2 separate regions of the Homo sapiens genome follow, and region 2 is linked to region 1. A link is a loop called in an ENCODE intact Hi-C map of the cell type or tissue named here. Cell type or tissue: CD14-positive monocyte. All regions are shown on one strand. Links, peaks and the distances in the headings refer to the core of each region. The heading gives the core; the rest is flanking DNA. Region 1 overlaps CD109 (CD109 molecule). Region 2 has its middle 21 kb from the start of CD109-AS1.

Region 1 (11,919 bases), core at 1-8,000:
ACACAAATTTTTCCCTATTTTCTAAGTTTCACAAATGCCTACTCTTTCCACTTTCTCTACAAGCTCAGATATAAAGAATTCCACTTCCCCTAGAACTCATCACATCCTGCTCTAGGCTGCCATTTATAACAGTGGTTATTATTACACTGTTATAAGTAAGGAAATAAGCAAAGACCTCACTGAAAATTGTCCATGACTTTAATGGTTATGCATTACATTGTTCTCTAACAGTATGAGCCCCTTTCATAATATTGCCTCAAATGTTCTTTAAAACCACATCATACATTCATTCGGTAGAGCTTCTGCTACCTTAAAAAGAATAATATTGGTAAACACATCATACAAACACCCATAAAGATGCAGGGTGGCCATGAAGCAAATATTGAGAGTCCATTGTGCCTCCAGCACTGTTCTCATTCATACAGGTCAATTCACACACGAGTCCCACCTACTCAAGGCTCAGCAACAATGCTTAGAATAAGCTACAATTTCATGCATTTCATATTACATATCTTCCCCTTTAGATACAGAAAAAGTTGATTATATCTTATATGTTTATATGTCACATAAATATAGAAAAATATAAAGGTTTACATGTTATATACTAAATGACCAATTTATATCACATAAAACAGTTAAGTCTCATTGCTTTTTAAAATTGTTTCCATCCCATTGTGTTTATGTCTCATTCATTCCAATGAATGCCCCCCATTTAGATTTATATGCCATTTAATGCCCTCCATTTAGATTTCAGAGCTATACAAGTTGGCAGCAAGTAAAGGCAATAGGTGTAGAAGCTAGGGAAAAAGGATTGGGGAATAGCAGTCGGTGTAGCTATTTAAGTCACTGTTTCTTAAAACAAAGATAAAAGTAGGTTAATCTAATCACTCATTAGGAGTCATTATTCTAAGGCATAAAATTTGCCAAATAATAGCTATGTGTTCATTACTTAGTTTTAAAATAATGCATGAAACAAATAAGTAAACATTGTGTACTAAAATGTCAAAATGTTTTAACCTTTAAACATCATATCATAGAAAAAGACAACAGTTATGAAAATTCTAATATGTTAGAATGAAAGCTAAATAAACCCTTGATAAACATCATAAATTAAAAATAAACCGTTTAAATTGTCTAAATGTTCACATTAATTTTTTTCTCTTCATTGTATAAATGACTTTGGAGATTTTCCCCCACCTGACCTAATTAAATCACTTTAACATTCCCCCCAAAAAATATATTTATACTCACATTCACTTGAACTTGAATAGACCAGTCACCAAGTATTGGATGGGAAGATAGCTGAAAAGTTTTGGAAATGACTCCAAGATCACTTTGTTGTGACAACCACTGTTGGATCAAATTTGATTTGGGGTCCTAAAATGAAAACCAGACATGTAAGTATGTAGAGGCTGCCCATGTGCATGTGTATCCTATCAGGTTAGGAATAATGCCTTGCAGCATTCCCACCCAGGTCCAGAACTTTACTCCAAAATACGGCACAAATATGGCTGGATGGCAGGATGTGAGGATGGAAAGAAGGAGACACATTAGAGATATATTAACCTAACAAAGTTAAAAGGTCTGGAAATGTGAGAGAGGAATCTAGGATGACTGCTGGAATGGCTTGGATGAATGCTGCATGAACATTTTGGAAAACGTAGGCTCTATATTTCTAAAGAAGACAAATCAAAGTTTATTCTTTTCTCATATTTCTCCCAAGTTCATCTTGATTCTGCTCCACCTTTTAATTCCTGGCACCCTATTTCCTTCTACATGAAACACTACAACATGTACGTCACCAAACCCCTGGTGGCGGCGGTGGTGGTAGTAGTGTTAAAAGAAAATTTAACTGTAGAGATAACAGGCCCCATTTATTAAAGGCCCAATATGTGTCAGGCACTCTGCCTTATCTCTAATCATTACAATTCTCCTTTAGGACATGGTTATCCTCACTTTATAGTTGAGAAAACTGATGCCTGGAGAGGGAGGTACGCATTCAAGTGACTGGCATGACTCAATATTACAGCACCAGTGCATGATGAAATTCAGAATCCAAACTCATGTCTGCCTTTTAACTCAACAAAAGCATATTAGAGAGATGTTTAATCACGGATATACATGGAAAACACTTCATTCTTCCTATAACCTCCCAAACAACAATCCCTTCATGCAACATTTATCCAAGCCATTCCAGCAGTCATCCTAGATTCCTCTCTCACATTTCCTGACATTTTAACTTTGTTAGGTTAATATATCTCTAATTTGTCTCCTTCTTTCCATCCTCACATCCAGCCACCATGTCCTATTTTCTAACTAATGCAACTAATCTTCCCCCTCTAGTCTTGCCCTCTACAATACATCTTCCCCACTGCCAACAGTGTGATCCATCTGAAACGCAAATCTGAGAATGAGTTACAGTGGTTGAAATACTTGGCACAGTCCCTGGCATATAAAAAGCAGTGGCTATACACTTTTTATAGTCCCTAATTATAGTATATGATGATTATACTAGACCACTAGGTACCCATGGCTTTTGTTTGCCTACAGGAAGTCTACACTCCTTTGCCTAGTTTACAAGGCCCTTACTAATACTACTCCATCTACATTTCTAGGCTCATCTTCCTCCAAACATACGGATTTGTTTGCAGTTTATTCCCAAAAAGCCCATGCATGTAGGTCTCTGCAACTGCTGCATGGAAATCCCTCCCTTCCTTGTCCACTGGTGAAATCAGTTTCAGTTTCTTGCCTCCTATACATGCCTCCAATAGGCAGAGGTGACTTCTTCCTGGAAAGTCCCTAGTATATCTGGAGTTTATCTCTCTTGAATACATATTTTTGTTAAAGGCAGTAAAATATGTTTATTTTACATATTTTATTTTGCCAAAAATCTATATTTTATTATTCCCAACTAGACTGTGACTGAGAGCAGGGGTTGAATATTTTCCCTTAGACTTATCCTCTAAACTTTGCCTAGAAGTAGTGAGTGGGGCCAGTTATTAGAACAGAAGAAACCTCTCTCCCAGAGTGGAGATATGACAGTTAGGGGTAAGTACAATGCTGAGAACTGTGCAGAAAGCAGTCTAATAAGCCAGAAACCAATTGTGAAAACCAGAGACCAAAAGCAAGTCAAGAACAAGCAGGTCACTGTATCCTTGGTAAACTCCTGGGCCAGGCATTGTAATGGGCAGTTGGCCCTACTGTGCCTGCCACAGCATGACGCATGGGAGGGCTATGAAGTTCAAAGGCTCAGGAACAAAGGAAGAAATACAAATAGCCAATAAATATATGCTGTCTAGTAATTAAGGAAATACAAATGAAAACAATATTGTGTTTCTTCTGTCAGTCTGACAAAGATAAAAATAATAATAACAATAATTCTTGGTGTTACCTGAAGTGTAGGAAAATGGAATGTCCATATTCTACTGAAACATTATGGTAGTGAGGGCATACATTTCTCCTGGACAATGAAGTCTGAACTGACCTCATTGATGGCTTTGTACCTGGGGGATCTGGAGGGTTGGGGGAGAATGAGATAATTCCTCTGCTTTCCCAAGCCTGTCTTGGACCTAGGTCTAACTGTTACCAATAAGGCAGAGGGAGAGAATGCAGAAACACCAGAAGTCTACAAGACACATCAGGATTTGAACCAGCCAAGCATGGTGATGTCACAGCGGAGCCCAGCATTTGCATGCGGCCATCTGCTGCTACGACACAGCCATGTACAGTATGAGCAATACCCCCGTCACAGCCAGAAAAGCTGCAGGCCAGAGATCCTGGAATAGTGGCCCCACATGCCCTTCGAGTCACCTTTAGATCGCTCTGGATCTCTGAGATGCCTCAACACAGCACACAGTACCTGATTGTCTCAAGCAGTAAGCTCCCTGGCTGGAGAATATGTCTGTGAGGACTATTTCTGGATTATGTGTGAATAACATGTCTGTCCAGCCTGTAGAATTAGAGAATTCAAATCACTCAAATAAGGTAGCTTCTTCACCTGGCCAGCGGTCAGGTTCTGAGTTAGCCACCACTGCTCCAAAACTGAGTGTCAGGGCACAATAACAGGATATACCCCCAAGCCAATAACACCTGTTCCCCTACAAGATCATTCACCCGTACTAGCACCAACAACTTCTGGATGGAGAGGTCAGAGCAGAAGCCAGCCATGCCAGCTGCCATCGCAGTGTCAGAGGCACTCAATTCCATTGTGTCAGGCCAAATTGGCTAGAGGAGGCCAGAAGCGTGGGAGACATAGGTTATGTTTTTTCTACTGCCAAAAGGCCTCGAAGCTCCTTTCCCTCCTGAGAAGACCAGTTATTGGGGCATGCAAAATGAATAACACCCAAAGATGGCCTGCAGTCCCCAAGAACAACAATGAACACCCTGAAGGTGCTGTGACAGTCAGTATCTTAGCTACATCCTGCAGCCATTTCTAGCTGGGCAAGATGGGCCCCGTTAACTCTCAGGTGCACTTCTCCACATCAGCCTGCAGGTGGTGCTGTGCCAAGGAGTACAACTGTCTCAGTCAGGGGCTCCAGTTCAGGCTAAGTCCCAATTTGTTCTGAAAAGTTTTGCCAAGACACCAATTATTCCACACTGAAAGATGTAGAAAATATCATAGACTTGTAAACCTGGCCCAAATGTCTGTTTTCAGCTGAAAGAGTTCACATTACTGCTCCCACCTGGCCTCTGCAAGTTACAAGGAGGAAGGCAGCTAGACCTAAGTCCACATTTGAGCATCACTTCCCAGGTACAGAGACAGGAGCATGGCCACCCCTCACTCATAGTTCCAAAACACTTTGGGTTCCAGGTAGAATTTTAGTTTAAACTCCCCTCCCCTGGCCAAGAGAGTCATATCAGTACCAGAGCTAATAAGAGGAAAGTCTCTCTGAGCCCTTTCCAGAAAGCCAAACGTGGTCTGCTAAGTCCCAAACTGCACAGAAGAGCCCAAAGAATCTGCAAATCAAAGATTCAAAGGAAGATACTAGAGCAGAGTAGACAGGCAGAACTATGAAAATGCACAGACTAATTATCCAGAACCAGCAGGGTTAGTTCTGGGTTGATGTCTAGAACAGGCAATTTATGCAGTGCTAACTTTTATTTGCCTGCAGTAGAAGGAAGCATTGAATGTAAACACCCAGAGATAGCCAGACATTTATTAAACCATCTATTGTACACATCCTTTCTGACATACAGTAAGCTCTCCATATATGTGGATAAATGATGAAAGATGGTATGAATGGAGTCAGTTCAACTCTGCTCAGGGGGGTGACATGAATTTAGAAATACTATTCACTATGTCAACCTGCTTTATAAACATTCCATTACATACCAAAGGCAAACTCTGAAATAATGCTAGTTCAATTCAAGCAATATGCATTGAACACCATGGCAACAAATGTGATACTGGCTACAAATATATCTTGGCTCAAAGTTAAATGTATACATGTTTATTTGATTGGGTTTTGTTGTTTTAATTTATAACAACAAATAAACTAAGAATAGGAAGATACCAAACTAAAAGGCCTACTTTACCTTCCACACTATGTTATTCATTAGAATATCTGGAGTAACCAATGTCCTGAGACTAAGGAGGTTCCCAGGACCAGAGACTTTTCAGTTTTAAAATCAGAGGCATCCCAGGCAGACTGGGATGTTAGTCACCCTATTTCCAAGTAATGATCAAATGTCCAGTGTTCTTCTCCGTTTAAATACAGAAAACCAGGCCCAGCTGGATCTCAGTTGTCTTCAACTTGATTCTCACAGGAAAGCACTCAGTGTGCTAACCACAGTGCCTCCAAATCATCAGAGTATTAAGCAGCAGAGACAAAACTACTACCTTTCAAAAGGGGTTCCTAAAATAATAATAATGGCTAACGTTTAGTGAGCATGTACTATGTGCCAGACACAGTTCTAAATGGTTTACTTGAATTATCTCACTTAAGCCTCATAAAAACCTTTTGAGGTTTTATTATTACATATTTTCTAGATAAGGAAACTGAGGTTCTAGAAGGTTAATAAATTTACCCAGGATCACACAGCTAGCATCTAGCATCTATTCTTCTTAGAGCTGACAGTGATCCTTTTAAGATGTTAAGTTAGATTACATCAAGTCTTGCCTCAGAATTCTCCAGTGAATTCTCACTTCACTTAGCATAAGTTTCAAAGTCCCTATCATGGCCAATAAGGCCCTGCATGAGCCCCACCCTAACCCACCTACTTGTATAGGACCTCATGTCCTAGCACCTGTCCCCTCGCCCCGGGGCTCCAGCACACTGCCAGCTTGTTGTTCCTCCAATGCGCCAAACAAGCTCCCCCTCAGGGCCTTTCCATGTGCTTCCCCCTCTGTATGGGCTTATTTTCTTTTACTGCCTTTGGCTCTCTGCTCAAATCAGTCTTCCCAGACAACCCTAGAGAAAGCAACAAACATGCTGGGCGCAGTGGCTCACGCCTATAATCCCAGCATCTTTGGGAGGCTGAGGTGGGTGGATCACGAGGTCAGCCTGACCAACATGGTGAAACCCCGTCTCTACTAAAAATTCAAATTTAGGCAGACGTGGTGGCACATGCCTATAATCCCAGCTACTCAGGAGGCTGAGGCAGGAGAATCGCTTGAACCAAGGAGGCGGAGGTTGCAGTGAGCCAAGATCGTGCCATTGCACTCCAGCCTGGGCAACAAGAGTGAAACTCCATCTCAAAAAAAAAAAAGAAAGAAAGAAAATAGCAAACACAAACTCTCTGTCTCTCACTCCCTTTTTCTCTCTCATACACACACACAAATACATACATATCTGTCCCTTTATAAATATATATTTGTATGTTTATTTATTATGTCTGTCTCCTACTACCCACTGAAAAATAAACTCAGTGTCAGCAGGGACTTAATCTCTTCTGTTCACTGCCCTATCGCTGTGCCTGGAACACAGAAGTTTAATAAATGTTTGACAACTGTATAAATCAATGAAGACCCCAGGCCTGGAACTCAAGCAGGTTGACTCTAGAGGCTGAGCTCTTAACCCAGTGCATGCACCACCTTCTTTCCTATTAGAGGAGTTCCATGTTGGGAGGGAAGCTTATCTTAGGTGAATTCTAAAATATTCCAGTGTCAGTAACACAAGCAGAACTTCCCAGAGGGGTTTAGTAAGATGGCTAGAATTCCTTGCTTCATTTCTGTCTGGCACTTACCTTAATGAGAATGTTTAAAGAGGTTTTGTAAGGCTTAAAATCTGAGAAGAGTGTAACAATGCGAAACTTCACTTCTTGCTTTGGCTTGTATAAGGCCTTGTCTGTTTGAATGAAGACAGATATTCTCTTGGTCTCAAATGATAAGCGGGTACTATTAGAGAATAAAATCTCATCCTGGGTACGTCCGGTTACACGTAGCTCATAAATCTCATCTGCACTGTTCAGAGGTAGCTGGGGGGAAAAAGAGATCACACATCAAGGTCTCATTATTTTACCTCAAAAATGTTTTAATTGCAAGTTAGAATAAAAAAAGTAAATACACAGTATTATCAAAAGTAACTGCGATGTTGAAAATTTGCCCCTCCCAGGCATCAGAGTTAATTTGTTTTCCCTCTTTTAACTTCCTGCAGTTTGCTCTCCAGTTACATCACAGGGCTCCTGGAATGGGGGACACATAGCCCACTGCTCTCCCTCAGCAGGAGTCACCTTGCCATTTCCTATTCCAAGTGCAAATTCATCCTCCCTAACAGTTATTGCAGGTCAGAATATCTAACATCCTTCAACCTTCTTTTCCACGCTCACCCTATTTGAGGCAGTCAGCTGATGAAAGGCTCTTCTGCACAAAATTTGTTTCTTGCTATATTCTCTCAACCTGTTTTCTGAGATGCATTCTCCTAATGCATCTTGCGCATATGTGTCATAGTCTTGGTAGGGATGATGATGCTGCTACTTCTACTACTACTATTAATAACAGAAATCCTTCCCAGGCACGTTAACTCACACCTGTAATCCCAGCACTTTGGGAGACCAAGGCAGGCAGATCACCTGAGGTCAGGAGTTTGAGACCAGCCTGGCCAACATGGTGAAACCCCATCTCTACTAAAACTACAAAAATCACCCAGGTGTGGTGGCATGCGCCTGTAGTCCCAGCTACTCCGGGAGGCTGAGGCAGGAGAATCGCTTGAACATGGAGGTTGCAGTGAGCCGAGATCGTGCCACTGCACTCCAGCCTGGGCAACAGAGCGAGAATTTGTCTCAAAATAATAATAATAATAATAATAATAATAATAATAATAATAATAACAATAGAAGTCCTACCTTCTAGCATTAGCAGACCAGAGCCATACTGAGCAGTTTACCTGCACTATATCATTTTAATTCACAACAATCCCTCAGGTGGATATTCTTATTAAAATCATTTCAGACACACACACTACACACACACACACACACACACACTTTGATGTGGTAATTTTAAAATATGTCCAAAAATTCTCTGACTTTAGTCCCTTCAAAAGGTGAAGCCTAATTCCCCAGACTTAGTGATTTCCTTCCAAATCCTAGAATTAGGCTATGTCAGAAAAAGAATACCTTCTTCCCTGTTGTCTCTCTTTCTCGCTTGGATCACTCACTCTGGAGGAAGCCAGAGTGGTGTGGTAAGGACACTAAAGAAGTCTGTGGAGAGGCCCACATTGGGAGGAACCAGGGCCTCCCACCAACCACCAACAACCACGTGTCAGCCTAGTGAATGAGCTGCCTCACAGAATGTGTTAGCCCTGATGAAGCCTTCAGATGACTGCAGCCCTAGCTGATATCTTGATTGCAACCTCGTGAGACTCCAAATCAGAAATGCCCAACCATATTGTTCCCAATTCTTCACCCACAAAGACTGTGAGAAGTAATAAAAGTTTAATTTATTATTGTTTGAAGCAAAGTTTTAGAGTTACTTAGCAATAGATAACTAGCATGCTTGACTTTTAGTTGATTTTCATATTAAAACTGAGGTCCCGAAACTATATCCTGACTCATTTTTGCAAATAAGTTTTGTCTACAGATAGCTCAAAGGGGATTTTCCAATAATAGCAGACATCAGAATGCTATCAATGTGGTTAAGAATATGAAGAAAGTGCAAGAAACCACTGTCAACAATAAAATGGTCAGCAGCAATATTTAGGGAGAAGAGTATTGATGTCTGCAATTTACTTGGAAATACATTTAAAAATAAGATGAACTAATGGATGGATAGAAAGATGGGTAGATGGATAGATGTATGATAGAGCAAGTATAGTAAAATGTTAATGGTAGACCCTAAGTGGCAAGTATAGGAGTGTTCATTATGAAACATTTTCAAGTTTTTTGTATATTTGAAAAGTTAATAATAAAATGTTAGGAAAAACAATCAGTATGTCACCTTCAAATGACTTCTGGTGTCAATTTTTGCTTTTATTCAATAAAGAAGTGTTTTGTTTTGTTTTGTTTTGTTTTGAGACGAACTCTTGCTCTGTTGCCCAGGCTGGAGTGCAGTGGCCCAATCTCAACCCCACCTCTTGGGTTCAAGCGATTCTCCTGCCTCAGCCTCCCAAGTAGCTGGGACTACAGGTGTGCGCCACCATGCCTAGCTAATTTTTGTATTTTTAGTAGAGAAAAGGTTTTACCATGTTGGCCAGGCTGGTTTCGAATTCCTGAACTCAAGTGATCCACCCACCTCGGCCTCCCAAAGTGATGGGATTATACATGTGAGCCACTGCGCCCAGCCTAAAGAAGTATTTATTGAGCACCCTTTGTGTACCAGGACGCCCTAGGTACTTGGGATACAACATGAACCAAAGACCTGTGCCCTGGTAGAGCAGAGTCTAGCCTGGAACTTGCAATCTTAAATTCTATTTTCTCAAGTGATACTTCAGTCCTCAGACTCTTTGAATCAGATTTCCTAATACTATAAACAAGAAAATATATACACCAGGAACCAGAATATTATATGCTTATAAATGGCATCGATTTCTAAATATTTCATGTTTAAAAATATATTTGATGGGATTGCTCTTCCTGATTTGATATGTTTATCATTTTTAGTGGCACAGAGGCCCCAGAACAGATGCTAGATTGAAGACTGATGTCAAATTAATGACACAGAGGCCTAGAGCTAAAGAAGCCTATTAACCACAAGCAGCCTAAAGGGTCAGAGAATTAAAATAAATGCAAATATGCCCGAAAACATTTTATTCTACCTCCTACTCTATCCTCCTTCAGGGAGCTGACACTGACTCAGGGGAAACATTACTGACTATCTTCCTGTTCCTTTGGGTTACCTTAACTAATTTGCTTTTTTAACTTTTCCCCGTTAAAAACCCCACCTTGCCATATATAAAATTTAGGTAATTTGGGATCCTCAAAGACTCAGTGTTAGTCCCAGGGCAAGCCACCCAGAGATGACAATATGGGCCTTGGTGAATCATTAGACCTGGGTGCCTGTATGAAGCATGGGGCATCACCACATGTCTCGGGGTGTCACCACGTACTCTGGGTGGTGCTCCAGAGTCTTGTGGTGTCAATGCAGACCTCGGTGCTCCATGGTTAACAATGGGGGCGCATAATGAGACTGAAGAAAAGATTATTGACTTTAAGCAATTTTTATAAAAGTTTCTCTCTCTGTGCCAGATCTGGAGTGGGTTATAACCTGCCCACAGCAGAGTGGACACTATGAGGTAACAGAAGCTCCTGCATCTTTACTGGTAAATTGCCTTCTGCCGTCTTGGGGCCACAGTTACTGAAAAAGGTTCCCGAAATTGGTGGGGGAAAGGGGGAAAAAAAGCTGTTCCTTGATAAGTGACTTCCATGGCTCTTAAACAGGAGTCAATTATTTACCCACAGAGATTTTGGACTCCTTGACCAGAGGGCACAGGGCTGGAGGAAGGTGCAGTTCCCACAGTGAGAGGCTGTCTGAAAGCAGGACAAGAGTCTGGGAATTGACAATATCCCAAAGCTTTGACCAACAGAATATCAATCAGCCTCTGGATTGGCTATGTTGACTCTCACTTAGGCACATCTATTTCGTGTATACATAAATGCAAACTCTCTGAGGAGATGATAGCTCTCTGCCTAGGATACATAAGGTAAGCACATTCAAAAACATTCTTGCTAGACAATAAATAAGGATTACTTATTCTAATCTGGGCTGTCTAAAGCCATTTCACCTTCTCTGAAAGATTCACTGCTGTAAGGAAACTGAGACAACACAATAGTATTTATCCTCATATACTTCAGGAATAATGCCAGTTACCAAACATAACGGAGACAATTTTTCAAAATAAAATTGAGAAATCTAAGATGATAGTTTCCATTAAAAATATATTAGTAATTATACTTACACATTAAAAACATTTCTAATCAAATAAAACCACTCCTTCATTTGACAAAGAGAACAAAAGAAGTTTTTCTGCCATATTGTGTACAAAACAATATTTATATTGTCTCAATTTATGTTTTTTATTTACTTCATATTGGGGGTTATTTTAGTGTCTTGAAGTACAATGAGTAAATCAGAAATAAAAAACACATTTGTGTTAACACATTCTTGAAATATTTATATTTTACACTAAAAAGCCATAAAGACCTGAAAAATAATTTAAAATATTACACTTACAAGTGTCAGAATGCAAGTGCACTTTAAAAGGTGGTTCTATTCACAGGTATGTTCTCACTGGGGAAAAAGAAAGTTGGTTCTGCTTTAATTGAAAACTCATTAAAATGCAGAGCCTTCTTTTTTTGTCAAGCATTATCAAATTTGTCCATACACTTTATTTCTAAGTCTTTCATACTGTGCTTTACTAAAAAGAGATACACTCCAAAATATAATCTCTAATAAAGCTTTCAATAGATAATAGCTATATTTATATACAATTGAAATGACATAATATTAAAGACAAATACTGGATGTCAGAGTTAGTATTTCAT
Region 2 (12,548 bases), core at 1,786-9,785, 58 kb after region 1:
GCTACTCAGGAGTCTGAGACAGGAGAATCACTTGAACCCAGAAGGCGGAAGTTGTAGTGAGCCCAGATTGTACCATTGCACTCCAGCCTGGGTGACAAAAGCGAAACTCCATTTCAAAAAAAAAAAAGTGGGGGAAGTTTCCCTACACAAGCTCTCTCTTTGCCTGCTGCCATCCATGTAAGACATGACTTGTTTCTCCTTGCCTTCCACCGTGATTGTGAGACCTCCCCAGTCACACGGAACACTTTTTCCTGTATAAATTACCCAGTCTTGGTGTGTCTTTATCAGCAGCGTGAAAACAGACTAATACAATAATACCATATTGTATTCTTGAAATATGCTTAAAGAGTGGATCTTAAATGTCTCACCACATACACACACACACACACACACACACACACACACACACAAATGGTAACTGTAAGGTGATGGATATTATAATTAGCTTGTCTGTGGTAATTATTCCACAATGTATATGTATATCAAACATCACATATATCACATTGTATACCTTAAATATATAAAATTTTGTCAATTTCACCTCAATATCACTGGGGTAAAAAAGAGAGAGAATAGAACAAAGCCATGGATTTAAATGGACTTTTGGTTTTCAGACACTTTCTATGTAACTACCAACTTGTCTTACGAGGGAGCACTGCAGATGGGCCACTGAAAAGCTATCCATTCCTTTCCTGTGCTGTGTATTCCTTTGCCAGAGTCTGGAAAGCAAAAATAGGCAAATTTCTAGGCTCAATCCAGCTAGACGTGTCCATGTATGGTAATCCTGGATAAGGAGATGTAAAATGAAGACTGAAGAGAAAGCATTCTCTTCCTGAATGGAGACAACACCTCAAGGGAACCAGTCTTTGGCTCTTCCACTTTTGTCCTGCCCAGAACCCAGGCGCCGTGCTTTGAAACTCAGAAGACAAACGACACCCAAGAAGGGAAGATTGGAATGAGAGGTAGAAAGCACTGGATCACTAAGTGCACAATTAAGCAGTTGTAGCAGCCCTGGACTGGGCCAAATGCCCTCTTCCCCATCAATCCACCTCTTTGCAGGAAGGAAGTCCTGACTAAGTGCCAGACTTTCAGGCATGGACCTTTCCCCTGCAGGAGTCTCTCTTTGGGCAAGATTGGCCAGCTACGTGGAGAGTCTACCATTGCCTCAAAGCTCTCTCTTCAGCCACTGCCCTTTCACTGCTCATCCAGAACACAAAAGCTCATTTTTCACATCCTGTCTGCCCCCACAAAATACAACGAACACACCCTTGAGGTCAATTATTTCTATCAAGGTTAAGCTGTCTTGGCTTAGGGGCAATTTCTCCACCCACTCTTAAATATTTTTAAGTATGCCACACCCTTACACTGGCATATTTTAGTCAAAGGTATCATCAATCAAGCTTCAATGGCTGTTATAAGATTATATTTACCTCCTTATGCAAAAATGTGTTTGCCTGAACTTCTAGCAATTCAGATTTCTTCAAAAAGAATTGTATAAAGAAAAAGAATAAAAAATAATATAATTACATAAATCTGTATGTAATATAGTTAGGAAATAGACATTGTAGAAATATAAAAATGGCTTGAAATGGAAACAAACCAAATAGAAATGAATCACGAATTCACTCATATCTCTGGGTTTGTGGTCTTGGCTTTACATTCTTAAGTTACCTGCCTCCAGATCTTGGGCTGAATCCTTTATCAGCCACATATAGTTTTATTTTCCTCTAAAACAAAACACTATGATAAACTTTCCACGTAAAACATGGTTCACCAAAAACAACACTGAAAAACATCTATACCCGGGTGTAGTCACACACGCCTGTAATCCCAGCATTTTGGGAGGCCAAGGGAGGCAGATCACCTGAGGTCAGGAGTTCGAGACTAGCCTGGCCAACATGGTGAAACCCCATCTCTACTAAAAACACAAAAATTAGCTGGGCATGGTGGCTCGTGCCTATAATCCCAGCTACTCAAAGGCTGAGGCACAAGAATCACTTGAACCCAGGAGGCGGAGGTTGCAGTGAGTCGAGATCGTGCCGCTGCACTCCAGCCTAGACAACAAAGGGAAACTCCATCTCAAAAAAAACAAAAAACAAAAAAAAACAGAAAAGAAAAGAAAAACATCTATGATTTTTCTCTCATTTGTTTTCTCTATTTTTTTCTCATTTGTTTTCTCTATTGTTGCTAGTACTGAAATATAAAATGCTGCCTTTCCCTGCTTGATAAAATATTAAACTTTTTTTTTTAATTATCCAAGGGTACAGGATTAGGGACGTTTTAATTGTAAACGGCAGAAACCTTTAGAAGTGGGCTCTAAAACCTTTTGGAATATAACTTTTTTCTCCAAAATTTATATTAACAATGGTGATTCCTTTACATTTCACATGACATTCTACAAGCAAAATATACTTTGTTAGACTCAGTTCTGACATTATCTCATCCATCCTGGCTGGACTTGCCTTGCCATGCAGTCCCCACTTCAAGACTCACCCTGAGCCTGCGTTGTTCACACACACTTGCCACATTTTCACTTCTGGTCACCCTGCCAGGCTCAGCTCTAAAAATAGTAAAAGAATTTTTAGCTTGAAACATGGGCACCCAAAATTAACTACATTTCCCAGTCGTACTTGCAGCTGGGTGTGGCCATGGAGTTGTTAGTGAAAATAGTGTGTGCATCCTTTGGGAAATGTCCCCAAAGGGCGGAGGCATGTCATTTCCCTTTCTTTCCCTCTTTCCTTCTAGTGGAATACAGACATGGTGGCTGGAGCTGGAGCAGCCATCTGGAACCAGTAGTTTGACTTTAGAAAAGGAGGCCATGATGGCCGGGCGCGGTGGCTCATGCCTGTAATCCCAGCACTTTGGGAGACCGAGGCAGGGGGATCACATGACGTCAGGAGTTCAAGACCAGCCTGGTCAACATGGCGAAACCCCGTCTCTACTAAAAATACAAAAATTAGCTGGGTGTGGTGGCACGCACCTGTAATCCCAGCTACTCGAGAGGCTGAGGCAGGAGAATCGTTTGAACTGGGAGGTAGAGGTTGGAGTGAGTCAAGATTGCACCATTGCATTCCAGCCTGGGCAACAAGAGTGAAACTCCAGCTCAAAAAAAAAAAAAAAAGAAAAAGAGGCCATGCCCAGTAATAGAAGTCTAAGTCCCTGACTCCTCTGGAATTCTTTTTTTTTGTTTTGTTTTTTCTTTTTGAAGTGTCTTGCTCTGTCACTCAGGCTGGAGTGTAATGCCTGGATCATAGTTCGCTGCAGCCTCGAACTCCTGGGCTCAAGTGATCCTCCCACCTCAGCCTCCCCACAGGGACTACATGCCACCACACCTGGATAACTTTTTTTATTTTTAGTAGAGACAAGGTCTCACTGTGTTACCCAGGCTGGTCTTGAACTACTGAGCTGAAGCAATTGTACCTCAGCCTCCCAAATCCCAAAGCGTTGGGATTACAGGTGTAAGACATCACACCTGACTCCTCCGGACTTCTTTTTTCTTTTTCTTTTTCTTTTTTTTTTTTAAAAAAATAATATAATTACATAAATCTGTATGTAATATATTTAGAAAATAGTCATTGTAGAAATATAAAAATGGCTTGAAATGGAAACAAACCAAATAGAAATGAATCACGAATTCACTCATATCTCTGGGTTTGTGGTCTTGGCTTTACTTTCTTAAATTACCTGCCTCCAGATCTTGGGCTGAATCCTTTATCAATCCTTTAAAAAAAAAAACAGGGTCTGCCTGTGTCACCCAGGCTGGAGTGCAGTGGGGCAATCTCAGCTCACTGCAACCTCTGCCTCCTGGGCTCAAGCAATCCTCCCACCTCAGCCTCCCAAGTAGCTAAGACCACAGGTGCATGCTATTACACCCAGCTAATTTTGTAATTTCACCATGTTGCCCAGATTGGTCTCAAACTCCTGAGCTCAAGTGATCTGCCCGCCTCGGCCTCCCAAAGTGCTGGGATTACAGGCATAGCCACCACTCCCCCACCCTCCTCTGGACTTCTTGTGAGAGAAATAAAAATCTATCTTGTTTAAGCCATTGCGACTTTGAGTTTTCTATCACTCACAGAAAGAGATAACTAATGTACTACATGTATATCAATTTGCTGTGTATCCTTCCGTCTATTTCCGAGTTCTCATTTCTCTTCCATTGATCTGTTCGTGTATCACTGGGCCAAACACCTCATGCTTTAATTAATATAATTTTGTGTTAGGTTTTGATATCTAATAGGCAAAGCTCCTCCCTTAGTTCTTTTTCAGAATTGTTTTTGACTGTTCTTAGACTGTTACTCCTCCATTTGAATTTTAGTCTGTCTAGTTTCAGAGGAAAAAGTGTGGCAGCATTTTTATTGCCATCATGTTTCCATTTAACTTGTAGATTAACTTAGAATCAACACCTTTATGAAATTGAATGAGCATGGTATAGTTCCATATTTATGTTTTTGTGTACTACAATAATATTTTGTACTTTACTCCATAAATGTCTACGTACCCTATGTCAGATTTATATGCCTAATGTTCTTGTAAATGGTGTATTTTATTTTATTTCATTACCTGATGGGTTATTGGTGATATACAAGATTTTTTGCATGTTGGGCTTGTATTCAACAACCCTATTGAAATCTTATAAGTTCTAAAAGTATGTCTGTAAAGTCTTTTGAATTTTCTTCCTTTCTTTTTCTTTTTTTTTTTTTTTTTTTGAGACAGGGTCTTGCTTTGTCACCCAGGCTGGAGTGCAGTGGCACAATCACGGCTCACTATAGCTTCAAACTCCTGGGCTTAAGCCATCCTCCCACCTTAGCCTCCCAAGTAGCTGGGACTAAAGGCATGAGCCACCATGCCTGGCTAATTTTTTGTATTTTTAGTAGAGACAGGGTTTCACCATATTGCCCGGGCTGGTCTCAAACTCCTGAGCTCAAGCAATCTGCCTGCCTCGGCTTCTCAAAGCGCTAGGATTACAGGCATGAGCCACCACACATGGTCCTCTTGAATTTTCTATTAATTTGTTTCCATAAAGAAACCACAGGGAAATGAAAAAAAAGTAAAAGTGAATTGCCTTGAGTGTGAATAGCACTAAGAGTCTCAAAATAGAAGTGTAGTATAAGTAAGAAGTTCAGGTGCCAGCCGTAGAGCCTCATCAATAACACAGCAACAGGACTAACAAGGCAACCTTGGAATACTGAGCAAGGATATAAAATAGCTCACCTCAGGGGGACAGGCTAGCACTGGAACCAGAAGTCAGGCCATGAAAGACAAGAGCTGGGGTGGAAGGAGAGAGGGAAGGAGAGAGTCTGGGAAGATTCAAGAACCAGAGGCAGTAGCTCAACCAGACAACAACGTCACTCCCATGGAGGTCATTTATGGCAGATCAATTTGTCAGTCTCCAAAATAGAATTTGTTCAATATAAAAAGCTTGAGAGCAAAAGTTTCTTTATTTTGGTTAAGATACTGGCCTTCCCCTCCCAATACTGGAAGTAATAACATTACAAAGGAGAAAAGAGTAAAGTAAAAGATAAAAGATCTGGATCCTTACCAGGGAAGGATCCCTGAAAGCCAATTCAGCCTGAAACCTTTGACTTCTCATAAACAGTGAAAAGTGGAGATAATTCTATTGGGCTGCAGTGTCTCTCCAGGGACCGTAGTTAATACTTTCTTTACAATTCCCATCACCACTTCTGGGTTCTATGGTGTTTTGTTTGTTTTGTTTTGTTTTTTAATCTTCGTTACATGTTTATATGGGTTTTCAGAAGTGACTCAAAATTTTAGACTGTGACCCCTGTACATTCCAGATGTCTCTCTAAGGACACCTGGAATAACAGTAAGATAATAATTTTCCTCAATAAGACACTTAGTTTTTTGTGTATGAAGGTCTAAAGCAGAAATGAAGAATAGTCATTGGGGCTGAAGGTCCATAAGGTGACAGACACTTGAGTTCATCTACATTTTACATTCTGAATACAGGAAAAGCCTGCTGCAGCTGGTCATCATCATGCTGGTGTCCATAGAAGTCAGTCAGAACACTGTCCAGTTTCCCTAGCAGCTGCCATTCTGCACCAGCCTGCCACCTAGTGGTCAAGGAAGTTGATGCAACATATTATTGGAGATAACACAGGAACCCCATATAGCCTCATCCTTCTCTCGTGTCTCAGAGTTAATGATTACTGGGTAAAATCAAGGGAAAGAGAACAGATATTTCTGTTACAAGCCAGCAGCAGTGGCTTGCACCTGTAATCCCAACACTTTGGCAAGCCGAGATAGGAGGATCGCTTGAGGCCAGGAACTCAAAACCAGCCTGATCAATATAGCGAGACCCCATCTTTATATATTTAAAATTTAAAAATTTGATATATATATATATATAAATTGTGTGTGTGTGTGTATATATATATACATATTATATATATACACATATTTTATATATATATATATATATATATATATGATATTTCTGGCCAGGCTCTGTGGCTCACCCCTGTAGCCTGTAATCCCTGCATTTTGGGACACTGAGGCAGACAGATCATTTGAGGTCAGGAGTATGAGACCAACCTGGCCAACATGGTGAAACCCTGTCTCTATAAAAAATACAAAAATTAGCTGGGCAAGGTGATGCACACTTGTAATCCCAGCTACTTGGGAGGCTGAGAGAGGAGAATTGCTTGAGCCCAGGAGATCGAGGTTGTAGTGAGCCAAGATCACACCACCGCACTCTAGCCTGGGTGACAGAGTGAGACTCCATTTCAAAAAAAAAAAAAAAAAGATATGTCTGTAACAATGTTTCTTAGTCCATTCAGGCTGCTGTAACAAAATAGACATAAACACAGAAATTTATTTCTTACAGTTCTGGAGGCTGGAAGATCAAGGAGCTGGTGGGTTCAGTGTCTGGTAAGGACCCTTTTCCTAGTTCATAGATAATACTTTCTTGCTGTGTCTTCACATGATAGAAGGGGCAAGGCAGTTCTCTTGGGGCCTCTTTTATGAGGGCACTAATCTCATTCATGAGGCCTCTGCCCTCATGACCTAATCACCTCCCAAAGCCTCCACCTCCTAATACCATCACATTGGTGATTAGGTTTCAACATACGAATTTGGGGTAGTGGGTGGAAGGACATAAACATTCAGACCTTAGCACAGTGTGACAATGGTAATACAGTTATTGATAAAACTATGAAAAGATGCTCCTAACTGTAAAAAAAAAAAAAATTTTTTTTTAAGTAATTTTTTTTTCAGATGGAGTCTTGCTCTGTTGCCCAGGCTGGAGTGCAGTGGCACAATCTCAGATCACTGCAACCTCTGCCTCCCAGGTTCAAGCTATTCTCCTGCCTCAGCCTCCCTACTAGCTGGGATTACAGGTGTGCGCCACCACACCTGTCTAATTTATTTGTATTTTGAGTAGAGATGAAGTTTTACCATGTTGGCCAGGCTGGTCTCGAACTCTTGACCTCAGGTGATCTGCCTGCCTTGGCCTCTCAAAGTGCTGAAATTACAGGCATGAGCCACCGCGCCCAGCCAAAAAAGTAATTCTTTTATTTTTTTCTTGAGACAGGGTCTCACTCTGTTGCCCAGGTTGGCGTGCAGTGACATCATCTTGGCTCACTGCAACCTTGGCCTTCAAGGTTTAAGTGATTCTCCCACCTCAGCCTCCTGAGTAGCTGGGATTACAGGTGAGCACTACTGTGCCTGGCTAGTTTTTGTTTTATTTATTTATTTATTTATTTATTTATTTATTTATTTATTTATTTGAAATAGAGTCTCACTTTGTCACCCAGGCTGGAGTGCAGTGATGCAATCTCGGCTCACTGGGTTCAAGCTATTCCTCCTGGGTTCAAGCCTCGCCTCCTGGGTTCAAGCTATTCTCCTTCCTTAGCCTCCGGAGTAACTGGGATTACAGGCATGTGCAACCACGCCTGGCTAATATATATATATATATATATATATATATTTTTTTTTTTTTTTTTTCTTTTTTAGATGGAGTCTCGTTCTGTCACTCAGGCTGGAGTGCAGTGGTGCAACCTTTGCTCACTGCAGCCTCTGCCTCCCAGGTTCAAATGATTCTCCTGCCTCAGCCTCCTGCGTAGCTGGGATTACAGGCACACGCCATCATGCCCGGCTAATTTTTGTATTTTTAATGGAGGCAAGGTTTCACCATGTTGGTCAGGCTGGTCTCGAACTCCTGACATCGTGATCCATCTGCCTCGGCCTCCCAAAGTGCTGGCATGAGCCACCACCGTGCCACCCGGCCTAATTTTTTGTATTTTTAGCAGAGACGGGGTTTCACCATGTTCACCAGGCTAGTCTCCTGACCTCAAGTGGCTCACGTCTGTAATCCCAGCACTTTGCGAGGTCGAGGTGGGTAGATCATTTGAGGTCAGAAGTTTGAGACCAGCCTGGCCAACGTGGGGAAACCCCGCAGGAGGCTGCAGTGTGCGGAGATCATGCCATTGCACTCCAGCCTAGGAGACAGACAGAGACTCTATCTCAAAAAAAAAAAGAAAAAAGAAAAAGAAAAGGAAAGAAAAAAAGAAATAGGCACTGCTTAGTAGACCTTGACTAGCTTTAACTCTTTATTGGCCAGACATTTTTTTTATCCCATCAGTTAACATAAAATCAAATTATACAAAAACTGTCACCCCAGGCTCACACTTGTAATCCCAGCACTTTGGGAGGCCGAGACAAGCAGATCACCTGAGGTCAGGAATTTGAGACCAGCCTGGTCAACATGGTGAAACCCCATCTCTACTAAAAATACAAAAATTAGCCGGTTGTGGTGGCAAACGCCTGTAATCCCAGCTGCTCAGGAAGCTGAAGCAGAAGAATTGCTTGAACCCAGGAAGAGGAGGTTGCAGTGAGCCAAGATGGTGCCACTGCACTCCAGCTTGGGTGACAGAGCAAGACTCTGTCTCAAAAAGAAAAAGAAAAAGAAAATAAAGAAATGGCTATCAAACAATGAAACAATATGAAGGAACCTTAAATGCTTATTGATAATGAAAGAAGCCAATCTGAAAAGACTACATACTGTATGATTCCAACTATTCTGGGAAAGCTCAGTCGGCCAACATTATTTCTATAGTTTCAATTAAGTCTCAGTGGGTGTTTTCATTGTTGACAGTTTCTGATTATTTAGGCACAGGAATGAGTGAATTAAATGTTATGACGCTGGTTTAAGGAAATTAAAGCTATCATGACTTTATAAAGCTTAGAAGGGATAGACTTCCTTTTTTTTCCGCCCAGGCTCACTGCAGTGGCACTATCTGGACTCACGCAACTTCTGCCTCTAGGGCTCAAACCATCATCCCACCTCAGCCTCCCGAGTAGCTGAGACTATAGGCGTGCGCCCTGGCTAATTTTTTGTATTTTTAGTACAGGCAGGGTTTCACCATGTTGTCCAGGCTTGAAGGGACTTTAAATGATAGCTTCAGTTCTGTCTCAGAGTCATTGTTTCTCATTGGTTTATTTCTGATTACTTAGGCATGGGAATGTATAAATTGAATGTTATGATAAAGTTTTAAGGAAATTATCCTACCTTTGGATTCAATGGCCAATACAACACAAGGCTTCAAAAGGAATTCCAATTATTACATAGTTAAAACCCAGTCATCCCCACCCTGTCCCTCTTCATTGTTGTGCAACAGGTGGTGATTTGGAAACCTAGACAACATTCTAATTCCGTTTCTTATACCCTACTGTCATGAGGAAACAGATCCACACAATCCTTTAAAAACAGTATATTCCTTAAAAAACCTTTTCATTATGAAAAATTTCAAATCTACACTAGGTAAAGAATAGGTTAATCAACTACTACAGACTATTTTGCCAAATTTGTTCCATCTATCTCCCATTCTACCATCTTGTACCTCCCTGTGCATGAGGAATACATAAATGATCTACTGGAACTCAGCATGGAAAAAGCAGGGGATTTGGAGTAAGCCTGACATACATTCTAACCCCTGTGCTTAAGCAGGTTACTCTCTCTGATGTCAGATTTTCTCAACTACATAATGAGAATAAAGATACCAAACATGGCTAGGTGCCATGGCTCACGCCTGTAATTTCAGCACTTTGGGAGGCTGAGGCTGGCAGATCTCTTGAGCCAACAAGTTCAAGATCACCCTGAGCAACATAGCGAGACTCCATCTCTATTTCAGTTAAATTTCTTTTTTTAGGCCAGGCGTGATGGCTCACGCCTGTAATCCCAGCACTTTGGGAGGCTGAGGCGGGCAGATCACAAGGTCAAGAGTTTGAGACCAGCCTGATCAACATGGAGAGGCCCCGTCTCTACTAAAAATACAAAAATGAGCCAAGCTTGGTGGTGCGTGCCTGTAATCCCAACTACTCAGGAGGCTGAGGCAGGAGAATCGCTTGAACCCAGGAGGCGGAGGGTGCAGTGAGCCAAGATTGCGCCACTGCACTCCAGCCTGGGCAACAGAGCAAGACTCTGTCTCAAAAAAAAAAAAAAAATTAAGATACCAAACACTGGACGCTAGAGAGTTAAATAACATGTGTAACTGCTTACTATGGTGTCTGACACATACCAGGCACTGAGTATTCATTTTCTTTTGCTTCTTCTTACATTGGACCAAAGCAGTGGCAGGTATATTCTTTTCATGTGAGTTTTAGCTTGCAAGCACTGTTGCCACAGAGTTATTAAGAAGTTAATAATTGTATTAGTCCATTTTCACACTGCTGATAAAGACATACCTGAGACTGGGCAGTTTACAAAAGAAAGAGGTTTATTGGACTTAACAGCTCCAAGTGGCTAGAGAAGCCTCATAATCATGGCAGAAGGTGAAAGGCATGTCTCACATGGCAGCAGACAAGAGAAGAGAGCTTGTGCAGGGTAACTCTCGCTTTTAAAACCATCAGATCTCATGAGACTCATTCACTATCACTAGAACAGCACAGGAAAGATCCACCCCTGTGATTCAATTATCTCTCACCAGATCCTTCACACAACACGTGGGAATTATGGGAGCTACAAGATGAGATTTGGATGGGGACACAGAGCCAAACCATATCAATAACCTTAGTTTCTGGCTTTACTATGAACATCTCTTCTCCTTTAGGTAAAAGTCCTCCCCACAGTCCACCCATGATTTTTTTCCAGGAAAAACAAAAGCAACCCTGTTGTCCCCATAAAAGGCATTATCATTTCCTTATTAACTCACTGAGGCTCTTCTCCACAAAAAGTATTGTATCAGGTCTGCCTCTCTTGACATCACAATGGCTAAGCTGGCAACTTGGCTACATGAGAGATAATCAGGTAACGATAAAGCAATAGAGCGATTGAATTTTTTCAAATAAACACAAATTAATGTAAAAGAGAATGCAAATTTAACAGATTAAATACCTTTTCTCAATTGTTCTAGCCTTCAAAATACTTTTGGAACTTTTGTCCTAGAACTGTCTTAACAACTATTTCTTAGATCTCTCTCCTTCACACATCTCATTATTTTATGCTCACAAGTTAAAACTAAAACCTAGTAGAAGTGCATCCCTTTATTGTTATTTTTTATTTTTAGACACCAGGTCTCACTGTGTTGCCCAGACTGGCAGGCTGGCACGATCATGGCTCACTGCGCACTGACGTCCTGGCCTCATGGAATCCTCTCACCTCAGCCTTGTGCTTTCCTTTATATGTAAGGATGACACCACACAGCATGCTTAATTATCTACTTATTGCTGTTGGCTTTTATTTGGGGTTTAGGGAGTAGATCAATCAATCACATTCTGTAGATTAAGTTTTGGTTTTCTGTTGTTGGGTATTTGTTCTTTGGGGTCTTTGTGTTTGTTTATTTCCACAAAGAGGCCTGTCAGTAGGGATTGGAGTCATTTCACCAACTGATATAACCAATTCTGATGGAATTTTTTTAATAGGATTGAACTTAAATATTCTGATTCATTGCATTATAACTACTGACTTACAAGGTTACAATTTTTATTCATGAGGAATTGAATGGATAAACTATTGCTCTGCTCTAGATACTTGCCAGTGAAGTATTAAATCTTTTCATTAAAAAAAAATAAAGATAAACAAAGCATGACTACATTTCTCATTTTACTGAAATTACTGAATGGAAAAACCAGTATAAATGTGCCCTATTAAAAGAACACCTAAAAAATGAAAATCCAGCTATTTCTTTTCAAAAGAATTAATCACAGCTTCTCTATACATCATAAACTCTACTGTGTCATCTTAAATATGATTGAATTTATATAAAACTCGAAGAATATATTTATCAGAAAAAGAGCTATAATTGTATTAATTGGCAGGTTGTGATGATGTTTTAACATGAAATATCAAAATCCATTGATTCATGGACTGGCTTCAGTGGAGAAAGACCTTTACCAATAGGCCAGGCTAGAGATCCTAGGAGCCTCTCAAATGTTTTCTATGTCCTGAATGATACTCAGTGCTTAAAGGATAAATAAATAAATAAGTAAATAAATAGTTTCTTATGATGTGCACATTCATTCCTCCCTTTTCCTGGAGGAGTAATTTCAGGGTTGTGTACATTCTCCCAACCTCGCAGAGTCATCAGACTGCC

The links. A loop is a pair of places that touch in the nucleus more often than their neighbours do. Peaks named below come from ENCODE experiments on the same cell type or tissue, not always from the same donor. Only the 100,000 strongest peaks of a DNase experiment are listed, where the experiment ranks them.
Region 2: a loop joins it to region 1, with 5 times the contacts of the local background. A loop is called at or near these places in 98 of 110 quality-filtered maps.

The regions. Positions count from the first base shown.
Region 1 is chr6:73,725,841-73,737,759 of GRCh38, reverse strand. CD109 (CD109 molecule) reads right to left here. Exons shown (of 33, transcript NM_133493.5): 4 at 7,186-7,416; 5 at 1,252-1,377. Among named protein-coding and RNA genes, the nearest start is that of CD109, 36 kb to the right of the region's middle. In CD14-positive monocyte, for the core only: CTCF peaks have their summits at 4,279 and 4,481 (motif pointing right); a DNase peak (open chromatin) is centred at 4,479; H3K27ac peaks cover 825 bases.
Region 2 is chr6:73,669,187-73,681,734 of GRCh38, reverse strand. It overlaps a transcript of CD109 not described here. Among named protein-coding and RNA genes, the nearest start is that of CD109-AS1, 21 kb to the left of the region's middle. RefSeq lists a silencer at 5,975-6,269 and an enhancer at 5,975-6,269. In CD14-positive monocyte, for the core only: CTCF peaks have their summits at 5,872 and 6,072 (motif pointing left); DNase peaks (open chromatin) are centred at 6,054, 9,244 and 9,624; H3K4me3 peaks cover 615 bases; H3K27ac peaks cover 721 bases.